Regions from separate parts of the Homo sapiens genome. Here region 1 is linked to region 2. The links are chromatin loops, found by intact Hi-C in ENCODE. Cell type or tissue: MCF 10A. All regions are shown on one strand. Links, peaks and the distances in the headings refer to the core of each region. The heading gives the core; the rest is flanking DNA.

Region 1 (7,715 bases), core at 1,379-6,378, 840 kb after region 2:
AATGAGTTCCATTATAGGTGTTAAGGATTCTCCCTCCCTCTTTTTCTCCCTCTCACTCCTTCAGCTTGTCTAGCATTGACTCTCCCTTTCTTACCCAGTGCTGTGGATCTTAAAGGTAAGGACTTCCAGCCATTCCTCAATGGCCCACTGTAGCCAATAATCGCTGAGTACCTAGTAAATACCATGCACTATAAACACAGAGATGAATAAACAATATTGTCCATGAGGAGCTCATAATTGAGGGAGAGACAGCAAAGTAATGCAAAATAACTATAAAAGAGTGGGATGAATACAGTAATAGACACATCAGCTACAGTACTCTGTAGATGTCATTGAGACCCTGCTTTGCATCAAGGGCTTTCTGAGTACTGTCTCTCTTTCTTATAATATCCCCATGAAATGAAATGTATTTATTCTGACTACATGTATTTAATGGCCAGTAGGTATCATGTATATGGCATTACGAATAAGTATCATTGCCCAGAGATTTTAAGTGCCTTTAGTGATACAACTAAAATGTGGCGAGTCCAAGATATATCTGGTTTTAAGCTCATGCCAAGAACAGGAGTCATATAGAAGAAGGAGTGTTTGTTTCTTTTAGGAGAGGGCATGGGTTGGATAGGAACTGAAGAAAGGAAAATCACATAAGAGAAGACCTCACAGTGGAGGTGCTGACTGAGCCAAGTTTGAAAGTTTTGCCAGAAAGTCCTGAATTGAATATAGTAATGTAAGAATCCTCTCACCTCTATGATTCTGTATTATTCTTTCCATTATACTTTAAAATGCTTCTTCTGATTTGTTTCCTTGATTATAGTAGAAATATCTCACTTACCCTATTACTTGTGTGAGCCCTGCATACTCCAGATGAAACGTTAATCATCAGTATACCCAGAAATAGTTAATTTAGATACATTATTTAGGACTGAACATACTTTATATTCATTACAGAAGATGAAGGTTATGTATTCCAAAATGGGAATACTGTTTTTTATTATTCAGTCATTTATTCATCACACACTCAGTGAATGCTAATGCTCACTTTGATCCCAGGCATTGAGCTTCCTAGAGTTCAAAATTATAATCTCCAACTGCCCACTGAACAGCTCCAATTGAGTTTCAAGAGTCATCAACACCATGTATCCAAATCTGGCTTCATCACAATCATTCCAAAGCTGTTTCTCTTTTCATGTTTCTAGCCTTTGTTGGACATATCACCATCCATAGTGCTATCTAAGCTAGCATCTAAAGAATAAGGTATACATCCTATTTTTCCTCAGACTCTCATCCCAGGAATCACTCTCAGACCCAGATCTCCTTTTCCAGTGTAACTGTCTTTGCTCAGACCATCTCATCTCTTACCCCAACTTTCACAAAAGCCTGCTCACTGGTCTCCCTGACTCCAGGCTTTCCCCACTCCAACATTCCATTTCTATCACGTGATCTCTGGAGTTTACATGCATGACTGTTTCAACCAGTAGACTCTGAGTCATTTGAGGACCCAGATGATGTCTTCCTAGCCATCACATATCCCAGGGCATGGGTGCTGGTATGCAGTAAGTGCTCAGTGAATGTTTATTGCTTGTTGGACCCTAGGGTGGGGCAGATGGAGAAGAAAGAAGAAAGTGCCAAAAGATAAGGATATCAGTGCCAAACTACACATCTTCTTGTGAAATTATCTATAAAGAGGGATAAGTCAGGGTCTCTGAAAAGGGTATCAATATACCTTCTTACCTCCAGGGGAGTGAATAGTTTTCTGTGTATATAACTGCTGTTTATCACAGGAATTTTCTGCGTGAGACAAGTGAGGGGTGTGGATTGAGAAATAAATCAAAAGTAAACACTGTTTGAGCTCGTTATATAATATGTGTCAAGCTTAGAAGCAAATATATATCTATATCTATCTAGCTATATATACACATCTCCTGTTTTTAACCTTTTAATAAGTCATAGAGCTAGAATGTGGTATAGCCAGGATTAAACCGCAGGTCCACATGGTTGTGAAGCCCTAGCTCTTATCAATGAGGGAAGACTTGTTTGATATGAGGCTGGTCCAACTGAACAGTTGAAATGATAAGAAAAGCCTGAGAGTGCCTATTTTTCCTGAGTTGGTTCTTTTATGTGAGAGCATCATTCAGGGGCCTGGTTTGGGAGAGAAAGGAAGACTGGCTTTTGCTATGTGCTTGTATTTGACATCTCCATCCAAAATACCTGTTATGCTCTGAAAGTCATAGAAAAACTATTTGTAGTTGGAGAAATTTGACAGAAATGGCACATCTCAAGATTAGAAGATGAAATAGGAAAGTGAGTGCTCAGAGAATGAAAGCAGAAGTGATAGAAAAGACAAGCCAGGGTACAGGCCAAAGGAAATAGCTATGTGGATCCCAGTCAGACAACAAGGTTTCAGTCCGAAAGTGTGCAGTGCCCACTAAGATAAAATGTGCTCATATCAAATGAATTACAAATGTGAATGTTCACATCAGTTCTGCAACTTTACCTTAAAATACATAATATTTTTCTTAACACAGAACTACTCAATAAACTATCAACCTCTACATGTCAGGCACAGGGCTATCCACCAGAAATACAGGGTGAATATGGCATATATAGTCCCATCTAGTGGAGGATGTAGACAAATATAATAAGGTTGACTGGAAAGATACTGCACTCTGGAGCAATGGCTAACTCTTCCCAAGAGAAAGGAAAGAAGAAACATGAAAGACAGCTAAAGCAGCTGTGTAGAATGGAGAAGGCAGTGCAGCTGTGAAGGACTGGAGATCTCTTTCTCTGAGCAGTGAAGGTGGACAGTGATGAGAACTGAATCCATTTAAGTAATTTACATTTCACAAATGTAGAAATAGGAGAACATAATAGGATGGGCTGATTATTGGTTTTTTGTTTAAAAGCCGTGCAGGGGGTCCTGAAATCAGTGCTCTGACACATTTCCCATGATAGTTTTACAGAAGAAGCTGTTTCTTTCTTTGTAGTTAAGATGAAAAACCTTTAAATTGCAGAAGGTAGAGCAATCATTTCTGAAAAGACAATGAAACACAAGCAAGTACATAGCCCATTGATACTTTTGATGTAGACTCTCATTTTTAGTATCTATCAGATGTTTTAGACTTAAGTCCTAGCCCCGGTGTTGTAATGAGCAAGTCATTGAAGGCCATTGATTAATTTCCTCATCAATCAAATATGTTAATCAAACACACACACACAATTAATGTTAAGGTTAGGGAAGAAGATGACTGGAGTGGCAGTCTTCCCCAGTGCCCACATCACTCCTTTACATTAGAATAGTCTCTCTTCATGTCTTTCTTTTTGACTGCATTCATCTTCTTGAGGGAAAGCATTTTGTCTAGTCAATCTTCATAATCCCATGGCCCTAGCACAGGGCCTAGAGTTAGCGCTTGGTCATTTGGTTATAAAGTCTATTGAACTTTAAGTTCCCCAAGGAATCCTATGAAAACTCAGGCCAGAAGTGAAGAGGAGGTGAAAGCCTAGTCCAACCAAACCCCCTCCTTTTGGATCTCCTCAACAATGTTTCCTTCAAAAGTTCTCCCAGTATCTCCCTAAGTTTTTCCAGGACAGAGAGCTCACTAGCCAACAATGTACCCAGAATCATTTCTGGGCATCTTTGACAAACAGAAAGCTGTTATCTCTACTTTTCAATACTAGACAGAACTGGCATTGAAGCAACCAAGACTGCAGAGGTTAGCACTTTATCTCTGACTGAGACACTGAGTGACCCGCTAGAACAGCCAGGCATATTTCAGGTCATTAATCACACAGGAAAGCTGGTCATCTCTTTGTTTTCAACATGTCACAGACAACCTGGAATTACTCCAGATGGACCCATTGACTTTGGAGAATTTTATAGTGCTGATTCCTTTTTCACAGAAGAGTAGTTTGAGTGATTATTATATCCTCTCAAAAACAGGTACATCTCCTGTCCTGAATTTAGCTTAGTGAAATAACTCCTGCCCTTCTCAGGAAAGAATCTTCTGTAGCCACCTTTAATCTTGCCTTCCAGAGAGGATGAAATGTTCCAAGCGATGGGAAATTTGTGTTCCTCTGCATTTTCACTTTGTGTTTCCCTTTTCACTTCTCTAGTGCACATTTCCATAGTGAAGAAGCTGGTAATGGATGGGGCAAGGAGGCAGGAATCCCATACGTCACTTGACTCAGAGATTCCTAGTACAGGGCGTGTGCCAAGTAAACCACACTCAGCATTCTTTGGGGCCCACTGCCCTGGAGATATGGAGCCTGGTGAGACCAGAGAGAGACAGCAGGTTTAAAAGGGTGAGCCTATCTATGTCACATAGAATTCAGAGACATACTGTTCTCCAGGTGACTTTTTATTTTATTTTTAGAGTGTTTTTTGTACATACATATCTGGGACTGGAGGTCGGCTGGGAGCATGCAAGAAATGCAGGCTCTCAGGAATCAAAGGGAGAGATCAGTTTCCTCCATTTATTTTCTGTAAGCTAAACATTTCTTTTGTGGTATGGTTTTGGTTCCCTTCAAGGCCCAGTTCACCCCCTCTCAGTGTACTGCTGCTGGCCCTGAAGGTTAGACTTCCCACCATCATGAAGTGTTCTGACATCCCACTGCCATTACTTGTCTCACTAGAAGCCAGTAATAATCTGTCAGAATTGCTGTGGCTTAAATGTGCCAATCACGTATAGCATTTATTTTTCCCATTGAGCTGTTAGTTTGTTTCTTTGGCTTGCCTTTAGCCACAGGCTGCGGGTCATATGATGAAGATGGTTTTATTGTTTATAATTATAATAAGAGCTGTTGCAGGATTTTGCTCACCCTTTAACTGTTACTATTACACAATACCACGATGGCTGGCCAGAACAAAGCCAGGCTGGAAGTACGGCTAGAATATTAGGAGTGGGGTGAGAAGGATGAACACTCACAAATTCAGTATGTCAGGTGGGTTAGGCAGAGGCCATGGGAGTCATCCACATTTTAAAGGACAGAAAGACTTTGTTTCTCCTTTTTCTTATTTGTTTTTGTTTTTGAATAGTGAGAGCACTAACGACACGAGTCTAGGTTCCACCAATCGAACTGAGGCAAATAGATCCTAGAGAGACAAAAAAATAAGCTGTCAATTTCAGGAAGGATATCAGTCAGGCTAGGTGTTCAAATGGGATAAAGGTCAAGACATGTAAACTGTAAAGTGCTAGACAAATCTAAGCTGATTTTACTATCGTGAGAATGAAGCCCAGGAAAAGTATCTGAGAAACCAAAATGCCTGGAATTACTAATGGCCATTATCACAACATGCTATTTGCTGTTTCCAATATGGCATATTTCCTGGTACATTAAAGCTATTTGATGAGCAATTTCTATCTTTTAAAGAACTCCTAGTGTTTTTTCTTAATTTGGAGACATGAATATGCCCAGGATGAGTCAAAGAATAACTGTAAGGTGAAATTTCTTAGGATTGAAAAAATTAATATATTCTCTCTCAATCACTCTATCACGCTAAGACTACTTTGGTGTAATAAAAAATACATATTTTGGTCTTTGTCCCTGGTTCCTGGCAGAGAGTTCCTAAAACTTACACTTTTCTGAGTGGTAAGAGAGTCTTTGGTTATTCGTAATGAGCCCCTTTGGAACAAGCCTATGTCTATACTAATATGGTGACTGAGGTTGGGCCACTAGATAGCCTCAAGATGGGAGCTGGTCACCAGAAAACCAACACATGATTTAAAAAGTGGAAATTCTCAGCCTCTTCTTCCTCCTCACCACAGGGAGGGAGGAGGGGCTGCAGATTGAGTTATGTAAAGTCTTGAATAAGGAGGTTCAGAGAACCTCTGGGCTGGTGAATACCTAGAGGTCCTGGGAGGGTGGTATGGAAGCTTGCCATACACCCCCAACACTGCCCTTCATATCACTCACATTTGACTCTTCCTGCATCCTTTTATAATAAACCAGTAAATGTAAGTAAGTTTATATAGTGTTTTCAGGAGTTCTGTGAGCCCTTCTGGCAAATTATTGAAACTGAGAGAGGATCAAGGGAACCCTGTAATTTGCAGCCAAGTTGGAGAGAAATATAGGTAGCCTGGGGACCTGGGATTTGCTGCTGAGATCTGAAGTAAGGGCAGTCTTGTGAGACTGAATCCTTAAATCTGCTGACTTAAATGATGCTGACTCCAGGTAGCTAGTGTCAGAATGAGAGGGAACTGTTGTACACCCAGTTGGTGCTGGAGAATCAGAGAGCTGCAATGAAGCATAGGAGACAGATGAACTTCTTAGGAGTGAAAATCTTGGGTGCTTCCTCTAGCTTTGCCACTAACCTTAGTTGTGACACTTGTCACTGAAGAAATGATACTTCAATATAAGCTAAAACATGATAATGATGAGTATGTATTAGGGAGATAATGTGCTTACTATGAAACTGTATTTCTTTTTCTGGGAAATACAGACCTTATTCAACATTTCACCACCAGAGTTACATAACTTTCATCATTTTACTCACTTGCTCATAAATGTTTTGTGACTCCCTTCAGAATTAATAAAAGCCACTCAATTTGGCCTTCAGATTGCCCTGTCATTTTAGCTTTTATGTGTGTTTTTAGCCTCATACTTTGCTCTATCACATGTCTAGGATTTTGAAGTTGTAGGACCTCCTGATTTGATAGAAAATATAATGGCTTCATATCCTGGTTTGCTCAAGTAAAAGCGGTGGCCTACATACAATTAATACTGCATGTGTGTCCCTCATAGATATATTCTGAGTCTCAGTTTTCATGGCTGTATATGGGATCTCATATGGGATGAATTGTGTTCCCCCAAATTCACATATTGAAACCTTAACCCCACTACCACAGAATGTGAACTTCATTGAAAATAGGTTCTTTGCATATAAAACTGTTCATGTTAAGGTATGGTCATAATGTAGTAGGATGAGCCCCTATTCCAACATGTCCGGTGTTCTTGTAAAAGGGGGAGATTTAGATAAAGACATGGAAGGGAGAACACCATGTGATGGTAAAGGCAGAGGAGGGGGTGATGCTTTTACAAGCCAAGGAACACCAAAGATTGCCAGCAAACCACCAGAAGCTAAGGGAGAGGCAAGGAGCAGATGCTTCCAACCCTCAGAAGGAAGCGACCCTGCAGATACCTTCATCCAGGACTTTGAACCTTCAGAACTGTGAGCCAATAGATTTCTGTTGGTTAAGCCACTCAGTTTATGGTGCTTTTCTACAGCAGTCCTAGGAAACTAATATAGATACTAGTATCAAGTTCATTGGCCTGATTTTTTATTGTTTTGTAAGATTTGAAAGAGATAACCATGAAAATAAAGCACTTAATATAACGTCTGGCACAAAGTAAGTGTTCAGTATAAACATCTTGAATAAGTACATAAGCAAATGAATAAATATTCATTTGTACAAATAAACATCATTAAGTACATAAATGTATGTCTATTCATTTGTTTATGTACTTAATACATAAAATTTTATTTATGTATTTAATATATTTGATGTTTCCATTGTGTTTGCACAATTATTGGAGAAATGGAGATGTTGACCTGAAGGAGAAACATGCCAATTATTATAAAGGCCAGAGTCTATCCCTAGTGGCTAAGAAAGTTTGATATCTGCTTTTCTGTGCTGTTTTGAACTGTCCGTACTCCAATATCAATGTTTGTGATATTATTTTTTGTTGTCTTTGTATTTTAAGGATATCCTACATGGAAA
Region 2 (7,715 bases), core at 1,356-6,355:
CTTGTATTTTTAAACATAAATTATTTAATTTAATAGGATGAACACCTGATTTCTGAAGCAAAGGGTATGGTACATAACATTTTCATAATCACCTTCCTCATCATTTGGAAGTTCTAATATTATAGCAACCTATAATACAGCAATACCTTTCAAAGAAATGTATAAATGTTTGACATTAAATGCTCACCTGTATTACATGTTTAGCGTTTTTATCAATTTTGTGTAGTTATTGTCTTTCCCCAATTATCTATTCTTACTTTTATACAGCTGCCAGCTTTATTTTCACCTTCTATTTCCCAATGACTCATAAAATAAATCACATCCCTAGGTTCATTAGAATATCCAACATGCAAAATGCTTATCAACAATATGCAAGACATATCATCTTTCTATATGCCAGCCGTGGAGTCAACTATATGCTAGTCTTTCTTTGATTTTTCAAATTTAGTCTTTATAGAAGTAAATTTTTCTTATACCTATTTTAAAAACAGTTGCTGTGAGAATAAATAGTATTATATGTAGGAAGGGTGAAGTATACAATATGAGATTTAATTAATTATAAGATTTATTACATATCTTATACACATTTTTTCTCATCTTTTACTTTTTTTTCCTCCCTACCTCCCATCTTTCCTTACTTCCCCTTTCTTCCCTTTATTTCTTACTTCTTTCCTTGATATTTCAAATTGCCTGGTTGTTAGCTGGCCCGAAATAGATGCACTTTCTAGGGAATTAATTACATGGATGTAAGTTAATGTTTCATCTGCTTTCCAATTGACCAACACTGTGAGCAATCTAAGGTCCACAGCTCTGATTTCTGACTCACAGAAAATGTTCCATCATTCTTTAAAAAACTTTGTCCCAGAATTTTGTATTTATTATCTTCTTTTCTTGGTTTAGTTCGTTTAGAATAAACCGTATTTCTTATTATGAAAATAATATTTATTGTAAAAAATAGCAAAATAAAGAAAAGCTGAAATAATTATATTTCATAACCTTATTTGAATTAACACCTAAAAACCCACTTTTAATACTTGGTCTTTCCAGAAATTTTACCCATTTTTTTTAAATGGGATGATCCCTCAGATAGCTTTCTAAAGATTTCCCTGAAGCAAATATTCACTGATGATGCTAAAATACTCCAGTTTCTTTAAAAAGTAGTACCTATATATGTTTGAATTTCCTAATGACATTGTGATTTGGCTAGCCAATTATAGCAGTGGGTGTATGTGCATTTGGGCATGTGCATGTGGATGTGGATGTGCATGGTTTTCTCTGAACTGATAGCACCAAACAGGTTTGGAGAAATGCCTGTGCAGTTATTCTTTGCTACCCTAACCCACTGTAGATGTTATGTTGAGTAATCCAGCCACTTCTTTTCTCCTTATCCACTTTATATTTCTGGACACCAAGCTTTTCAAATGTTTAAAAATGATTTGAAGCCTGATTCTTAAGCATGTTAATTTATAAAGTCTCTAAGCTGAGACAAATATTTTAGTATGTCTCAGTACATAGCTTTCTCATTTTCCTTTCAGGTCAGTAGATAAATCCTTCTCTTAATATTTCATAAATGCCAGGAGTTAGTTAACAGTCCTGAAATACTATTAAATTAATCTCTTTTGTTCCTGACACAGCCTTTATTTTATTCTTTACCCCAGAAGATGTCACATTTGTAGATCATATTTATATTTTATCTGAAATACTGTGAGTGGTAGTTTCTTAAAAAAATACAGTGTTCTGTAGTGAAGTCTTAACAGTCACTATGGGAAATTTTGCAACCTTCAGAAAGCCTATTCTTTCAAAACTCAGAAAATTCTTACCTAATAAATAGAGACCAGTGCTAGAAAGTAGCTAGTAGGTTAAACCATGTACTTCACTGATATTTAGGTGTACATTTTTTTTTCACATTGGAGATTAGTATTCTGATCTCCTCCCTAAATAGGCAACTTACAGAAGCAAAACAACTATTGAAATTTTTTAAATGTATGAATTCTGAATGATATATCAAGTCATCTAATTTTTTATGAGGTCAAATTGTTGTTATTTATTTATTTTTTCCTTTGAATTCAATCATTGGGTTGCCTGGCATCTTAGAAACCTAGCTATGGCTTTGAGAATTTCCCCTCTTCCTCGTCTTCTTCTTTTCCACATGTTTTACCATGCCTTGGTTTTTCTTTCCATACTTTTTTTTTTTTTTGAAACGGAGTCTCCGTCTGTCGCCCAGGCTGGAGTGCAGTGGCTCGATCACTGCTCACTGCAACCACTGCCTCCCGGACTTAAGCGATTCTCCTGCCTCAGCCTTCGGAGTAGCTGGAACTACAGGCACCTGCCACCACGCCTGGCTAATTTTTTCTGTATTTTTAGTAGAGACGGGGTTTCACCGTGTTAGCCAGTATGGTCTCAATCTCCTGGCCTCGTAATCCGCCCGCCTCGGCCTCCCAGAGTGCTCTGATTACAGGCGTGGGCCACCGCGCCCAGCCTCTTTCTATAGTTTTCTAAAGCATAGTACAAGGGACCCTTCTCTTAATATTAGAATTACTATTACGGCAATCAAGCTGACATAACCAAATTTGTGTAAAACCATTGAAGTAAAATGGGCCACGTCATTATTATTATTGTTATTGTTATTTTGTGTACTCTATGACCACATTTTTTATTCAGATTCCATGACTATATTTCTATAATGGAAGCACCTAAGGAAAATGACTCCTAGTTTCTGCTGTATTGCTTTTGCTGCGGTGGAATGAGTTCTATCAGACAACTGGATGCATTTGAAAATCTTCATATTTTCACCCTGGAAAAGTCCTATTAGCTAAACTTGCTCCTGTTTAGAAATATTGACCAAAAAACATAGTCCATCTTGTAAAGGTATACTAGACATTTACTAAACAAGTAAACTAACTTCAAGTATAGTAAGTTTATTAATTCCAAAATCTAGAAATGCATGCCATAAAGTAAGTTTTTTGTTTCTATTGTTTGAAGGCCAATTTTCAGCCATAATATTAAGCTTCATACTTCTGGAAGAGTAAACCAAGCAGAACAGCAAGTTAGAATCTGGACGTAATATAACTATGGAGGATTAAAGTGGGGGCTGTGGGTAAAAATTTCTGAAGCCCTTTCTCAAATTAGCGGATTAAAGCAATTGTGACGTTCCCAGCGTATCACAAGTGGCCAATAAATATTGATTTCTTCGTTTTCCTTCTGTTTCCCATCATTTAAAATGCTTTCCATTTCTCCACCATTAAAAAATAGAAGTAATGTGAATGTTTGATGGTGTGTTAGTAAATCATTCTTAATTTTTTTTTTACAGTTGGGGATCTCACTATATTGCCTAGGCTAGATGAAAACTCCCAGGCTCAAGTAATCCTTCTGCCTCTACCTCCTGAGTAGCTGGGACTATAGGTGCATGCTACTGTGCCCAGCTATATCCTTAATTTTGAAAGTTTACTAAAAAATGCTTATGTACTCTCAGGGTGAAGACAAAGACAATGTACTCCACCTTTTTTTTTTTTGTTTTTTACATTTTATTATGAACAGCTCAGTGTTATCCTTAATAGATATTTGTTGATTGAAAATCTGATATAAAGTCAGTTGAAGGAGGTCTGAAAATATAAAGATTCTATAAAAGTACACAATATAGCAGTTTGCTAATATTCGGATGAAAAGTCTATCAAAAAGTCTATTATAGACTAATAAGTCTATCAAAACTGCTTTGGACTGTTCATTGTTGCACCACCATTGTGCCATGTACTCTCAATCCTCTCTTAAAAATTACTTCTGAAGACTGGTGTGGATTAATGCATTAAATGCAGTATAAAATCAGATAATGTGGGAGAAGAAATCTTGAATGACTTCTTTTAAATTAATATGTTTAAAAAACAACTGAAAAGATAATATTCTTCACGTTAATTGTCCCTGATACCCATTAATAATAGGTGCCTACATTATTGCAATACACATTCATTAACTATTAGGATTTTACAGTAGTTACATATCAAAACTGAATCTTACTGTGGCAATAAATTAAAATTAAATGAATATTAAATCTACACCTGGCTTTATTAAACCTAAAATTGATTACTTTGCTTTTGTCATAAAAAGTGACTTCTCTAAAAAATGTGATATATTTTTAAAAAGTACCAAACCAAGTATTATGATTCTTGGGTTTTAGTCTCAGCTGCACCACTCACTGACTGAGTGGCTTTAAACACGTCACTTGCCTGGCTAGACCTCCAACTGCTGAATTTTGAAAGAGAAATTTGATGTAGATTAATTTATATAATTATTTTTAACTTGAAACTTCTGTAATATATAAACGTACCCATGATTTTAAATTTTAGACACAAGGTGGCACTATTAGTAGTGATTCTAATTTGTTCCACAGATAAAACTAGGGGAATTTCAAGATCTGTGTATCCAAAGAATAAATCTAAATATATGAAGACACTGTATCTCACACACACACACACACACACACACACACACACAGTCTTGGTTATTTTTAACATCTGGATGAATGCTCAACAATTCAGTCAACCAAATGTTTGCTTGACATCAAGATGATTGATTTTTTAAAATGTTCACGAGAATATTTCAGTGTTAAGGTACACAATCAAGAAATATTTGCAAAAATATATGCAAGATAAAGATTGATACTGGTGTGATTTCAACATAAACAGGAACTCCTAAACAAGATCTATCAATTTTATAGCATGTAAGGAAAGGTATTGAAATGTGAACAAATTGCATAACTCAGTTTGCTATTAAATTAAAAAGAATGCATGTTGGTATGCAGACAATTTTCAAATGACACTAAAGGCAAAATTTGTTTTAAACTGGAAAGGTGTAGATGATGCAAAGAATTTAAATTATAATCTCTAGAACATTTTTGTTGAAATTTTCCAACATCTTGCTACCACTTCCTAAAACACTCTCCACACATACTGAAGACCATGAACTGTTTTGTGGCTAAATCAACAATATTACTTAATATAATATTACTTTTATAATAAACATATTTTTCCTAAAATCTGACTTCTTCCCGTTTGTTATGAAGATTCTCAAATTAAATCTTTCATGATCCAATTCAAATACAATTTTTCTCCTTTAGTGTTTTTCCTGATACTGCAGGAAAGTCTCTCCTAAATCATTTATAAAATTCTTGTACTTAAAAATGTTGTAGATCTTAGCAGTCCCCTAGACCATATTTTTTATCTTAGTGGTAATAAAACTGTGCTCCAGTGAGGAAGTATGATGGGAAGAAGCTCCACCTCTGATCAGCGATGGGGGAAGAAATCCAGTCCCAGTGTTCTTTCTACCATGTGCTATTTGTATGTTTCAGATGATAGACGGTGCTTTCCAACGGGAGTACGAATCTAATCTACCTGGCTAAACTGTAAATTCCTTCTAGTAAAGAGTTTATGTCTTTTCTCTCATACTGTCTAGCATAGTATTTGGTAATGTGGAGGTGCTTAGGGCATACATTTGAATAAACAAATGATTAACTCTAATGAACAATTTTAATAAAATTAATACTCACTTCTTCCATATTTGTGCCCACTGCAGTACTTCACTTCAGATAATTACATCTGATAATATTGTTTTACACCTCTACAGATCTATCTGTGGTGAAAAGTGATCATTTTTAAGTAGGTTTTATTGTAGGTTACTCTGAAATGGGTAATGATTACAAGCTCTTTGTGATTGCTCAGTGGTTATGACTCACCAGACCCCAGTTTAAATTCTTGCAACTGAATGAGTAATAAAGCTATGACTTACACCATCGTTGGTTCAAAAGACATTGGCTGAAAATATACTGTTCCCTGGAAAGGACTCTATCCTATGTTAGTTATGTGACTTTAGTAAGTGAGTCAATCTCCTTCAGCTTGTCTCCTCCTCAGTAGCCATGATGATGATAATTACTGCTCAGAGTTATTAATATTTTACTGACTAAATAATATGCTATGTACACAGTCCTAGGAACATAGAAATCTGGCACGTATGTTATGTAGATGATGTTGAAATCTTTTTCTTAGAACGAAGAAGATACAGAGGATGAATCAGTATATAACAGTAACAAAGGTAAAGTCCCTTTACCTCATTTCCCTCTACCAATTTTTGGTCAATTGTCAGTACTGAGCAAATACTTATGCAATGGCATCACCAGTCTTGGAAAACAATTACAAGGGATGTATAAATTGTAATAATCTACATAATTCTAGGTCTTTTTCTAATCTGTGAATGTGGAACCTTTGCAAATCCCACTCATATTTTACCCAAGTGTTCGTGTGGTTCTAGCCAGAAGTTTTAGATATGCTTACATCAACTTTCTGATGTTCTCCTCAGTCTCCCTTTTTGGTGGTCTTCCACTTCCGAGGCCACTTGGCAGGGGAGTGATTCCCACATCCCCATGCTAACCTCCCACTGCCCTTGGCTACCAGTGTTCAATTTGATAGGGCACGTGTCCATGCTGAGGATTCAGCCTATGATGAAGCCAACACTGTTCCTCACTGCTTCTTCAAGGACAAGCACAGTGCTTAGCATGAAACAGGTTCTTAAAAATATTTACATATAGAATAGATGAGAGGGACCAAAGCCTTTCCTAGAAGCTTTAATATATTGGAGCTACACTGTGTTCAGCAGAAAAAGAAAAAGTGTGGCCCTCCTTTTCCTTCACTGTCCTACTTTTCATCTGGGTTTCAAAAGTTGGATGGCATATGCTACCGTGTCAGGAGGTTTCTTTGTAAAACAGCTCCTTCAGCTTCTTCAGGCCCTTGTTCAAAAAAGCTGATGGCAAGTGTGCTATTCCTTTCAGTGGCTTTTAGGCCAATGTCTGAGGAAAATGCTGCCATTCTTTTCTTTCACTTTCCATTCTAGAACTGGTGCTTTCTCCCAGCCCAACTCTACTAATATTCTCCATATGTAGAGGAAAAGAGAGAATTTACTTACACAGCTCGTACAAGTTTAGTAGATATGCCCAGATATATTTAATTTCCTAACTAGATTCAAATCTTCTCTGCTGCTGCAAATAGATATTCAAAAAGCAAATCAAAATTAAAAATATAAACTATTTAGAAATTAAAGAAATGCAAGTATGTTTTTTAAAATTAAGAGATGCCGCTGTAACTGTACTCAGAGTAAAATATATAATTTTATGTACCTTAAAAATTATTACAAATAAGTCAACTAATTCAACTTTAGAAACTAGAAAACAAAACAAAAAATTATGATAGAAAAAAGCTTAATAAAGTTAAAAATTAATATTTTGTAAAACTAAAATTAAAGTTAAGAATGAAAAAGATAAAATGTATTTCTGTAAAAACATGAAAATAAAAAAAATAACCTAGCAGGACTGACACAGAAAATTTTTAACGTTAAAAAAATAGGAATGAAAAGTATAAGGTATAATTATAGATACAAGTGAGATTAAACAAAATAATGAGATTTTGTTTGCATAAATATAGAAATAAATTAGAAATACATAAAATGGATTCTTTTCTAGCAAGACATAAATTATCGAAGGAGTCCCAATTACACAAAAATAATTTTCAATAATATTACATGAAAAATACAGTGATGTGAAAGTATGGAAGGCAGTTTTTTAACTTTGAAGTAGTGAAACCAGTTTTAGCGTGACAAAACATAGTTGTCATAAGTAAAATAGTAACAAATTTAACTGCGTATCTATTAACAAGCAAATTTAAATGTAAAACACT

What was found. A loop is a pair of places that touch in the nucleus more often than their neighbours do. Peaks named below come from ENCODE experiments on the same cell type or tissue, not always from the same donor. Only the 100,000 strongest peaks of a DNase experiment are listed, where the experiment ranks them.
Region 1: it touches region 2 in a loop (7-fold over the local background); 5 of 110 quality-filtered maps call a loop at or near these places.

The regions. Positions count from the first base shown.
Region 1 is chr11:80,159,694-80,167,408 of GRCh38, reverse strand. No RefSeq gene overlaps it. Among named protein-coding and RNA genes, the nearest start is that of LINC02720, 600 kb to the left of the region's middle. In MCF 10A, for the core only: no CTCF peak of the experiment used is centred there; a DNase peak (open chromatin) is centred at 4,198.
Region 2 is chr11:81,003,879-81,011,593 of GRCh38, reverse strand. No RefSeq gene overlaps it. Among named protein-coding and RNA genes, the nearest start is that of LINC02720, 240 kb to the right of the region's middle. In MCF 10A, for the core only: a CTCF peak has its summit at 4,326 (motif pointing right); a DNase peak (open chromatin) is centred at 5,773.